Linked DNA regions of Homo sapiens: region 2 is linked to region 1. Evidence: read pairs that join two places in POLR2A ChIA-PET (ENCODE). Cell type or tissue: A673. All regions are shown on one strand. Each heading gives the region's core, and the rest is flanking DNA. Links, peaks and the distances in the headings are about the cores only.

The links. ChIA-PET counts read pairs that join two places held together with the same protein. Peaks named below come from ENCODE experiments on the same cell type or tissue, not always from the same donor. Only the 100,000 strongest peaks of a DNase experiment are listed, where the experiment ranks them.
Region 2: POLR2A ChIA-PET joins it to region 1 with 5 read pairs; 2 of 35 experiments call an interaction of 5 or more read pairs at or near these places.

The regions. Positions count from the first base shown.
Region 1 is chr19:50,395,663-50,401,534 of GRCh38, reverse strand. POLD1 (DNA polymerase delta 1, catalytic subunit) reads right to left here. Exons shown (of 27, transcript NM_002691.4): 2 at 2,482-2,684; 3 at 2,051-2,164. The coding sequence starts at 2,683. Among named protein-coding and RNA genes, the nearest start is that of POLD1, 14 kb to the right of the region's middle. In A673, for the core only: no CTCF peak of the experiment used is centred there; no DNase peak of the experiment used is centred there.
Region 2 is chr19:50,676,374-50,682,245 of GRCh38, reverse strand. All of the region lies in intron 21 of SHANK1 (SH3 and multiple ankyrin repeat domains 1), which reads left to right. Among named protein-coding and RNA genes, the nearest start is that of C19orf81, 30 kb to the right of the region's middle. In A673, for the core only: no CTCF peak of the experiment used is centred there; a DNase peak (open chromatin) is centred at 2,725.

The DNA of each region.
Region 1 (5,872 bases), core at 143-4,142:
GCACAGTGACTCACACCTGTGATTCCAGTGCTTTGTGAGGCCAAGGCGGGAGGATCGCTAGAGCCCAGGACTTTGAGACCAGCCTGGGCAAAAGAGCGAGACCCAGTCTCAAAAAAAAGAAAAAAAAAAAAAAAAAAAAAAAATATATATATATATATATATATATACACATATACACAAATACACACACATATTATATGTACAAATAAATATATTTGTCTCTACAAAATATATTAATATATAATATATGTTATACATAAATTAATACATAAAGAATATATCATATATATATATCTTATATTTATATTTCAACCACCTCCCAGGTTGAAAGGATTCTTGTGCCTCAGCCACCTGAACAGCTGAGATTACAGGCCCATGCCACCACACCTGGCTAATTTTTTGAATTTTTAGTAGAGACGGGGTTTCACCATGTTGGCCAGGCTGGTCTTGAACTCCTGTCCTCAAGTGATCAGCCTGCCTCAGCCTCCAAAAGTGAGCCACCATGCCGGGCCCAAAAGTATATTTTTAAAAGTTAGCCAGGCCGGGCGCGGTGGCTCAAGCCTGTAATCTCAGCACTTTGGGAGGCTGAGGCGGGCGGATCACGAGGTCAGGAGATCAAGACCATCCTGGCTAAAACGGTGAAACCCCATCTCTACTAAAAATACAAAAAATTAGCCAGGAGTTGGGGCGGGTGCCTGTAGTCCCAGCAACTCGGGAGGCTGAGGCAGGAGAATGGCGTGAACCTGGGAGGCAGAGCTTGCAGTGAGCCGAGATCGCGCCACTGCACTCCAGCCTAGGTGACAGAGCAAGACTCCGTCTCAAAAAAAAAAAAAAAGTTAGCCAGACATTGTGGTGCACACCTGTAGTCCTAGCTACTCCGAGGCTGAGGTGGGAGGATCACTTGAGCCCTGGAGGTTGAGGTTACAGTGAACCATGATTGTGCCACTGCTCTCCAGCCTGGGTGACAGAGGGAGACTCTGTCTCAAAAAAAAAAAAAAAAAAAAAAAAAAAATAGGCGGGGCACAGTTACTCACTCCTGTAATCCCAGCACTTTGGGAGGCCAAGGTCGGCAGATCACCTGAGGTTAGGAGTTTGAAACCAGCCTGGCCAACATGGCGAAACCCTGTCTCTACTAAAAATATAAAAATTAGCCGGGCGTGATGGCGGGCGCCTGTAATCCCAGCTACTTGGGAGGCTGAGGAAGAAGGATCACTTGAACCCAGGAGGCGGAGGTTATAGTGAGCCAAGAGTGTGCCACTGCACTCCAGCCTGGGCGACAGGAGCAAGACTCCATCTTAAAAAAAAAAAAAAAAAAAAAAAAAATTATTGGCCAGGTGCACTCCAGCCTGGGCAACAGAGGAAAATCTTGTCTCAAAAAAAAAAAAAAAAAAAAAAAAAAAATCTTTTAAAAAGTCAAATTGGGCTGGCACAATGGCTCACACCTGTAATCTAAGCACTTTGGGAGGCCAAGGCGGGTGGATCACTTGAGGTCAGGAGTTCAAGACCAGCCTAGCCAACTTGGCAAAAGCCCATCTCTACTAAAAATACAAAAATTAGCCAGGCATGGTGGTGTGCACCTGTAATCCCAGCTACTTGGGAGGCTGAGGCAGGAGAATCACTTGAACCCGGGAGGCAGAGGTTGCAGTGAGCCGAGATCACACCACTGCACTCCAGCCTGGGCAACAGGGCAAGACTCCATCTCAAAAAAAAGAAGTCAAATTGACTTTTGGTTTATGTGTCTGGTGTTATGAATTTTAAGGCACAGAGGTCCTTGCACAGGCTGCAGCTACTACGTATGCAAAACAGATCAACGCTCCAAGCACCTCCCTCAAGCTGACCCTGTGTCACCTTCGCTTCGCACTCCACAACCCCTGGCACCCACTGGTCTGTTCTGTCACTACAGCTCTATGGCAACCAGAGGGGCAGAGCCAGAGGGGCTGACCTGGCCCGGCCTCTGCCCCAGGAGCACAGGGCCAGAGGGGCTGACCTGGCCCGGCCTCTGCCCCAGGAGCGCAGGGCCCCAGCACTCACCCATAACCCCTAAACTCACCCACATAATGGTCAATCTCCAACTGTTGGAAGATGAGGGGCTCTGTCTGGGGGTCCAGCGCTGGTGGTGTGGGCCGAAGCCAGCGAGGATCTATGGCTGATGGTGGGACCTGCCCTGGTGGGGGAAGGGAAGGAAGTGGAGTACATGGAGTCATGGTCTTCCCCGGCCAGGATGGCATGTGGTTCTGAAAGGAGCCAGGCAGAGGTGGTGGTCTGGGTCAGGCAGGAAACTTGGAAGAGAATGAGGGTCAAGGGTCAGGGCCAGAATCACTGTAGGCCACACAGGCTGCACGGGGTGGAAGGGCAGTCCTTTGTAGGATTCAAAATTGGCCAGAGTGGGGTCACAGGTCAGCTTTGCAGCTGACTCTTGGACCAAAGGCAAGACCAGGGGCAATGGGTTGGGCAGCAGGAACCTCCAACTCCAAGCCTTACCGTCTGCAACCCCCTCCAGGACTGACTGCAGCTCCTCCTCCTCCTGCTCCTGCAGCCTGTGTTCTGCCTCCATCTCCTCCATCAGTGCCAGGTCCTCCTCGAATTGGGATGGCCGAGGTGCATCATCATCATCCCAGAGGCCCCCACGGGCCCGCTTTGGGGGCACCCCGGGCCCTGGGCCTGGCCGCCGCTTGCCATCCATCCTGCTGGGCAAGTTGGAGCTTGGTGGAGGTTCTGACCGGAGACACCTCTTACCCTGTCTCCATGGCATCCCATGCACCCACCATGACCACGAGCCTTTTCCTACTCTGGACTGGCTGTACTAACATAGCTCTCTGCACCCTGCAGGCAGTGGGGTGGGAGCACATTCCAGACGCTCAATTGTTAGCTACTGCAGCAGCAGCCCCGTCGACTCCCCGACCCTCTCTCCCATCACACTAGGTCCTTAGCACATCTCTTGCTTTTTTTTTTTTTTTTTTTTTTGAGATGGAATTGTGCTCTTGTCACCCAGGCTGGAGTGCAATGGCATGATCTCGGCTCACTGCAAGCTCTACCTCCCAGGTTCAAGCGATTCTCCCCTCAGCCTCCCGAGTAGCTGGGATTACAGGCGCCCACCACCACACCCAGCTAATTTTTGTGTTTTGAGTAGAGACGGGGTTTTGCCATGTTGGCCAGGCTGGTCTCGAACTCCTGACCTCAGGTGATCCACTCGCCTCAGCCTCCCAAAGTGCTGAGATTACAGGCCTGAGTCTCCGCGCCCGGCCTTGGCACATCTCTTTATTTTCCATAAACCTCTGTCTCCGATACCTCGCCTACCAACCACCCATCTGCCCAGGCCATCTGCCATTGAAATGACAAAAACTGCAATTACTTTTGCACCAACCTAAATACTTTGAAATAATCTCAAATGCCTAGAACTCCTGTATGCCCTTCCCCAGGCTCCCCGGTGGTCAGCGTGTCGTGTGTGTGCTCTCTCACCGCCTCTCTCTGCCCTCCCACATGTGCGGTATGCACATCATATTGTTACTTCTTTTCCTGAGTAATTTGAGAGTTCCTTGCAGATCCCATACCCCTCCACATGTTAGCACGTAGTGCCTAACAATAAGGAATTCCTTTCACCGAGCACAGTACGATACAATCTAGGACATTTAACACTGACTCAAGGTTGATATAAAATAAAGGGCACCTTTCCCAATTTCTCCAACTGTCTCCAAAATGCCGTTTATAGTAACCTGCTTTCTCCCCGAGTCCAGGACCCACAGTAGCAAACAAAACACAACACAAAACACATACAGACTGCTACTTATATATATTTGTGTTTTCTTTTTCTTTCTTTTAAAGACATAATCAGGGCCGGGTGTGATGGCTCACGCCTGTAATCCCAGCACTTTGGGAGGCCAAGGTGGGCGGATCACGAGGTCAGGAGTTCGAGACCAGCCTGACCAACATGGTGAAACCCCATCTCCACTAAAAATACAAAAATTAGCCAGGTGAGGTAGCAGGCGCCTGTAATCCCAGCTACTCAGGAGGCTGAGACAGGAGAATTGCTTGAACCTGGGAGGCGGAGGTTGCAGTGAGCCGAGATCGTGCCATTGTACTCCATCCTGGGCCACAGAGCAAGACTCCGTCTCAGAAAAAAAAAAAAAAAAAGACAGAATCTCACTCTTGTTGCCCAGGCTGGAGTACAGTGGCACAATCTCGATTCACTGCAACTTCCGCTTCCCGGGACCCAGTTCAAGCAATTCTTCTGCCTCAGCCTCCCAAGTAGCTGGGATTACAAGCACGCGCCACCATGCCCAGCTAATTTTTGTATTTTTAGTAGAGACGGGGTTTCACCATGTTGGCCAGGCTGGTCTTGAACTCCTGACCTCAAGTGATCCACCTGCCTTGGCCTCCCAAAGTGCTGAGATTTCAGGCGTGAGCCACCAAGCCTGGCCTGTGTTTTCTTTTTTTTTTTTTTTTTGAGATGGAGTCTCGCTCTGTCACCCAGGCTGGAGTGCAGTGGTGCGATCTTGGCTGCAACCTCCGCCTCCCAGATTCAAGAGATTCTCCTGCCTCAGCCTCCTGAGTAGCTGGGATCACAGGTGCCCACCACCATGCCTGGCTAATTTTTGTATTTTAGTAGAGACAGGGTTTCGCCATGTTGGCCATCCTGGTCTTGAACTCCTGACCTCAGGTGATCCACCTGCCTCGGCCTCCCAAAGTGCTGGGATTACAGGCGTAAGCCACCAAGCCTGGCCTGTGTTTTCTTAATTACAACCTATAAAAGATTATTTTGGAGGCTGGGAGCAGTGGCTCACACCTGTAATCCCAGCACTTTAGGAGGCAGGTGAATCATGAGGTCAGGAGATCGAGACCATCCTGGCTAACATGGTGAAACCCCGTCTCTACTAAAAAAATACAAAAAAATTAGCCGGGCATGGTGGTGGGCGCCTGTAGTCCCAGCTACTCATGAGGCTGAGGCAGGAGAATGGTGTGAACCCAGGAGGCAGAGCATGCAGTGAGCTGAGATTGCACCACTGCACTCCAGCCTGGGCAACAGAGCGAGACTCCATCTCAAAAAATATATATATATATTATTATTTTGGGGGTGTATTTTGACAAGATATACAATATCCTTGACAAGATATACAATGTACAAGATATACAATATAAAAGTTGACTAGAGTTAGGCACGGTGGCCCACGCTGTAATCCCAGCACTTTGGGAAGCTGAGGCGGGTGGATCACTTGAGGTCAGGAGTTCGAGACCAGCCTGGTCAACATGGTGAAACCCTATCTTTAATAAAAATACAAAAAAATTAGCTGGGTGTGGCGGTACACACCTGTAATTATGGCTACTCGGGAGGCCGAGGCAGGAGAATCACTTGAACCCGAGAGGTGGAGGTTGCAGTGAGCCGAGATCGCGCCACTGCACTTTAGCCTGGGCAACACAGCAATATTCTGTCTCAAAAAAAAAAACAAAAAAAAACCACCACCAACAACAACAATTAAAACCCAAACAAACAAACAAAAAAACAACCACAACAAAAAAGTTCACTGGGCATAGTGGCTTATGCCTGTAATCTCAGCACTTTGGGAGGCCAAGGTGGGAGGATCGCTTGAGCCCAGGAGTTTAAGACTGGACTGGACAAGATGGCAATACCCTGTCTCAAAAAAAAAAAAAAAAAAAAAAAAAGTATATATCCTCTGGTTGATTAGACAAGGTTATATGCAGGTTAAACTTAAGTGGGTGACTTTATTGTGGTTCAATAAGAATATTCTAAGGAGATACACACTCAAGTATTTAGGAGTAAACGGCCATAATGTCTGCAAGGTATTGGGAATTCTTTGTAAAAAGTGAGTGTACGTATACAGAGAGAAGGGAGATAAGAAACATCCATGCAAATCAT
Region 2 (5,872 bases), core at 636-4,635, 280 kb before region 1:
CGTCTCTACTAAAAATACAAAAATTAGCTGGGCGTGGTGGTGTGCACCTGTGGTCCCAGCTACTTGGGAGGCTGAGGCAAGAGAATCACTTGAACCCAGGAGATGGAGGTTACAGTGAGCCGAGATCATGCCACTGCACTCCAGCCTGGCAGTAGAGCGAGACTCCGTCTAAAAAAAAAATAGAAAAAAGGAAAAGAAAATAGGCCAGGTACAGTGGTTCACACCTGTAATCCCAACACTTTGGGAGGCCAAGGCAGGAGGATCACTTGAGGCCAGGAGTTCGAGACCAGCCTGGGCAACATAGTGAGACCCTGTCTCTACAAAATATTTAAAAATTAGCCAGTCATGGTGTGTGCCGAGGTGGGAGGATCACTCGAGCAAGGGAGGTCAAAGCTGCAGTGAGCCATGCTTGCGCCACTGAGCTCCAGCCTGGGCAACAGAATGAGACCTGTCTCAATAAATACATAAATTAATTCACTGAAATAAAATAAACTAGAAAGTCCACCATGGCTCACCAGTGATCTCTGTGTATGCCTCCAGAGACCCCGCAACACCAGAGACCCCACAATAGCGTATCAGACTGAGTGTAAATCTCTGATAAACTAATTAGAGCAAGTCCTGTTTTCATTAATTCAACAAATGCGCAGAGCTCCTGTAAAGTGCCAGGCAGCCACAGTTCTAGGTCTACCCTGCACGAACCCAGTTACAGGACAGTCAAGAGCCTAACCCTCAGGGAACTCACCCTCTGAGCTCCAAAGACCTCCACCCCCAGAGGAGCCCAGACACCAGCCAGTAATAAAACCAGCTGCCCACCTGCCCCTGCCTCCTAGAAATGAAACTCACAAGCACTCACCTGAGTTCTGGGAGACCTCCTTTCCCTCTGTGTCCAGAGGACCCATAGTCATTTGCCCTGTACATCCCCCTCGCCTTTTCTTCTCTCACCTCTTGGATCTGTCCCTGGGCCTTCTCCAGGTCCCCCTCTCATGTCGGAGGCTCTCTCTGCCGCCTTCTCTGCTCCTTCCCACCTGCCATCTTTATCTTTCCCGCTCTCTGAGTCAATACAGATGCCCCTTCATGAGGTTTCTGCATCTTGGTGGCCTCTCTCGACGTCTGGTCTTGTTCTCGGTGTCTCGATTTCCCATTCATTTAGGCTCCTCTCCCCTCTTCACCCTGCATCTTCCCTCTGGTCTAGATGCAGTGGGGTGGGGGGTGCAGTACCCCCCGAGGCTTCTTGGATCAGGTCTGCACAAAAGTGAACAAGAGCAAAGCATTGTATAAGACGCCACTATCAGCCAGGCGTGGTGGCTCACGCCTGTAATCCCAGCACTTTGGGAGGCCAAGGCGGGTGGATCACCTGAGGTCAGGAGTTTGAGACCAGCCTGGCCAACAAGGTGAAACCCCGTCGCTACTAAAACTACAAAAATTTGCTGGGTGTGGTGGCGCACGCCTGTTATTCCAGCTACTCGGGAGCATGGGACAGGAGAATCGCTTGAACCTGGGAGGCAGAGGTTGCAGTGAGCCAAGATCGCGCCACTGCACTCCAGCCTGGGTGACAGGGTGCGATTCTGTCTCGGGGAAAAAAAAAAAAAGATGCCACTATCTAAGGACTTGGAAACTGGGAGATTTCAACCCTCTCCAAAGATGCACTTTTGCATATAACCTAGAGGAGGTAGGGACAGCAGGGGCGCGGAGCCCAGCAGATCCACCCTAGGTCAGGGCACCTCTTGGGCTGTCTCCTCCTAGGGCTCTGCTGTCCATCCGCCCCTCGGTATGGCTTTGGCTTTCTCTGGTACTGTCTTTGTCACCCGCCACTGATGCCCGAGGGCTCCCTCGTGCCCCCTCATCTCTCAGTCTGAGACGTCATTGCTCCCTCTCAGTTGCACTCCCCACTTCTGGGGTTCCCTCCTGGGGCTGCGCAGGCCCTCTCTGAGTCAGAGCTGCCCTCCCTCCTTCCTCTCTGGGCTCTTCCTGCTTCCCATGCTTCCCATCGCCCTCTCATTTCCCCTCTCATCTCTCAGTCCTTGTCTCTCCCCCTTCTAGGCCCCATCTCTGTCTGTCGCTCTTCGCCTCTCTCACTCTCCCTATCTTTCTCTTCCCATCCCTCCCTGTTTCCCCACCTCCCTCTCTCCCCCATCTGTCTTTGTCTCTTTGTCTCTGTCTCTCCATCTCTGTCTCTGTGTCTCCTTGTCTCCCTAGCTCTCTCCTTGTCTCTCTATCTCTGTCTCCTCATCTCTGCCATTGTCTCTCTGTCTCTCCATCTCTATCTCCCCATCTCTGCCTTTGTCTCTCTGTCTCTCTATCTCTGTCTCCCTATCTCTGCCTTTGTCTCTGTCTCTGTCTCTCCATCTCTGTCTCTCTCCCCATCTTTGCCTTTGTCTGTCTGTCTCTGTCTCTCTATCTCTGTCTCTCTTTTTCTGTCTCTCTACGTCTGTCTCTGTGTCTCCTTGTCTCCCTCTCTCTGTCTCTGTCTATCTCTGTCCCCCCATCTCTGTCTCTTCAGTTGTCTCCCCGTCCATTCTCTCCCCTATCCCCTCTCAGGGCTGCCTCCTTAGCAGGAGTTCCCCAGCCACTGGTCAGCGGCAGGACATGCGCTGCCACTGAGGCGCCAGACCACGAGGTGACGGAGAACTGGGCCTTTGGGCGGCGGACTGAAGGGGAGTCTGCCCGGCAGCCAGTGACGTCATGCAAGGCTGCGCACTCTGATTGGCTGTCCCTTCTGCGCGGGAGCGAATGCTCCCGTTGGTTGGTGGAGTTCAGGTGCTCCCTGGGGAGTCAGTGCGATGCCCCATCAGATTGTTATGGTTCCTCCGTCAGTCTGACATCTCTCCTGTCACCCTGACCCTTCTTATGTCAAGCTAACCCATTTTTGTCCCTTCTTCTTCCACATGGTGCTGAAGTGTCTTTTGTCAGCTTGCAAATCTGACGAGGCGTCTGTCACTCTGCACCCTCCTCTGTCGGGGACACCCCTCCCCCTCACTCTAACCAGTTCCCTGCCACTCTAAGCCCTCTCCCGTCACCCTGACCCCTTGCCTGTAACCCTGACCCCTCCCCGTCACACTGACACCCCCCCATCACCCTCACCCCTTACCTGTAATGCTTGTAACCCTGACCCCTCCCCATCACCCTGACCCCTCCCCACACCCTGACCCCTCCCCATCACCCTGACCCCTCCCCATCATCTTGACCCCTCCCCATCACCCTGACCCCTCCCCATCACCCTGACCCCTCCCCATCACCCTGACCCCTCCCCACACCCTGACCCCTCCCCACACCCTGACCCCTCCCCATCACCCTGACCCCTCCCCATCATCTTGACCCCTCCCCACACCCTGACCCCTCCCCACACCCTGACCCCTCCCCATCACCCTGACCCCTCCCCACACCCTGACCCCTCCCCATCATCCTGACCCCTCCCCACACCCTGACCCCTCCCCATCATCTTGACCCCTCCCCATCACCCTGACCCCTCCCCATCACCCTGACCTTTCCCCATCACCCTGACCCCTCCGTTTTCCCTTTGACTCCTCCACTGTCTCTCTTTTACCTCTTCTCTCACCCTGACCCCCACCCTGTCACCCTCACCCTTCCCCATCACTCTGACTCCTACTCTGTCACCTGACCCCTTCTCTGTCACATTGACCTCTCCACTGTCCCCCTGACCCTTCCCTGTCATCCTGACCTCTCCCCCATCACCCTGGTCCCTTCCCTGTCACTCTGACCCTTCCACTGTCACATCAACCCCTCCACTGTCACTCGGATCCCTGCCTCATCACCTTCACCCTCACCTGTCACCTGACCCTCGCCTCTCCCTCTGGCCCCCACCACCTGCCCCCGTGCCCCATGCAGGTGTTTCCCTTGCCTTCCTCCCCTCCTCCCAGCTGTCCTCTCCTGCCTGGACTCTGTTCTTGCTGTCCTCTCCAGCCCTGCCCCTCAGCAGTCCCCGTGTGCTTCCTGACTGGTCACACCCCCTTCTCCTGGCTCTTCGTACCCCTCCCATTTTATCTCAGGGTTTTTGAGCCACTCTGACCTCTTTTCTCCGATGCATCTTGAATCTCCTCCTTACTCGCTGGCTGGTCTAGGATAAGGACCTTTTCTCTCTGATCCACGGCCTCTTTCATTATCATCCAAATGGGTATAATCCACCCTAACTCACAGGTGTGAGGATCCAGTGAGGACACATACGAAAAATAGCAGGTAAAATGGCTCACACAAGAGTGTCTCCTTCCACTTGCCACTTCTCTACTGCCTTTATCTTTTGCAAGGTTCTGCTCTCTGATACCACACAGCTGCAGGACGGGACAGAAAGCCAAGCAGAGTATTGGTCTGTGGCTGAAGGAGGTGGGGGAGGGGGTCAGAAAAACATTCAGCAAAGTGGAGAAGGATTGAGCAGGCTGAGAAGCGCTTAGAGAAGAGCAGCATGGCAGGAAATCCGTCAAAGCAGGGATGCCTTCAGGCGACACCTCCTGAAGCCTGCTTGGAGCTGGCCCTGTGCTGTTTGATGGGGATGTTCAGAGGAACAGGCTGGGGTTTTGCCCTGGAGTTGCTCGCCACATCTTGTCAGGGTGTCTTGTATTGCTTCCAATGAGTTCTTCCTTCTACAAATATTTATTGAGCACCTACTATATCCTGGACCTGCTGCTGGGCTCTCAAGGTATAAGAGTGAATCAGTCAAACAAAGTAACTTCCTTTAGAGAATTTACATTTGAAAGAGGAGACTAGCAGAATTGGGTTCTGCTGCACCTGAGGGAGAAAAAGCAAATAATGGTGGCTTGACCAAGAAAAATGCTTTTATCTCTCTCTTGTTAAAGAAGTATGGGGGCCAGGCATGAGTGGCTCACACCTGTAATCCCAGCACTTTGGGAGGCCAAGGTGGGTGGGTCACCTGAGGTCAGGAGTTCAAGACAAGCCTGGGCAACATGGTGAACCCCTGTCTCTACTAAAAATACAAAAATTAGCTGGGTGTGGTGGTGGGAACCTATAGTCTCAGCTACTCAGGAGGCTGAGGCAAGAGAATCACTTGAACCCAGGAGGTGGAGGTTGCAGTGAGCCAAGATAGTGCCATTGCACTTCAGCCTGGGTGACACAGTGAGACTCCCATCTCAAAAAAAAAAAAAAAAAGTATGAGATAGGAAGTCTCAGGCAGGTTAGCAGCCTCCATGGTCTTAAAGACCCAGAATCCTTCTCAATTTCTGCTCCACCATCTTAGCCATGTTTCCAACTGCAGACTGGCCTCATAGTCCAAAATTGCTGCTGGAGCTCTAGCTATTGCACCAGCATTCCAGGTAGCAGGAACAAGGAAGGGCAGAAAGGCAGAAGGGCAAAAGAGGGCACCTTGCTGCCTCTTGAGTTACCTCCAAGACATCCCAGATGTAACACACAACACTCCCACTTGGGCATCCCGGTTGGCCTTCCTTAGTCATATGGCCACACCTAGCTGCAAAGGAAGCTGGGAAGTGTAGTCTCTCAAAAGGTGCCAAATAAGATTGGCATTTTCTTACCAAGGAAATAGAGTAGAAAGAGTATTGGGGTGGGCTGCATGCCTAGGGAGACAGACAGTAAACAAGCAAGCAAATAATGATGATGACTCCAAACTGTCATCAGTTAAAGGAGTTATGACAGAGTAACAGGAGGAAGCCTCTCCAGAGAGGAGACCTTGGAGCCGAAATCTGAAAGAAACCTGAAACTTGCAGGTCCTACCCACTCCCACCCTTCTATCACCTGTCTAACCTCAACTCCTACCCTTCAGCTCCTGGCCTCCTTCCTATTCCTCCTGAGCCTGCCTGGCTCACCTTCACCTCAGGGCCTTTGCACCTGCTGTTCCACCTGCCTGGAACACTGTTCCTCTACACATCATTATGCCCCCTCCTTCACC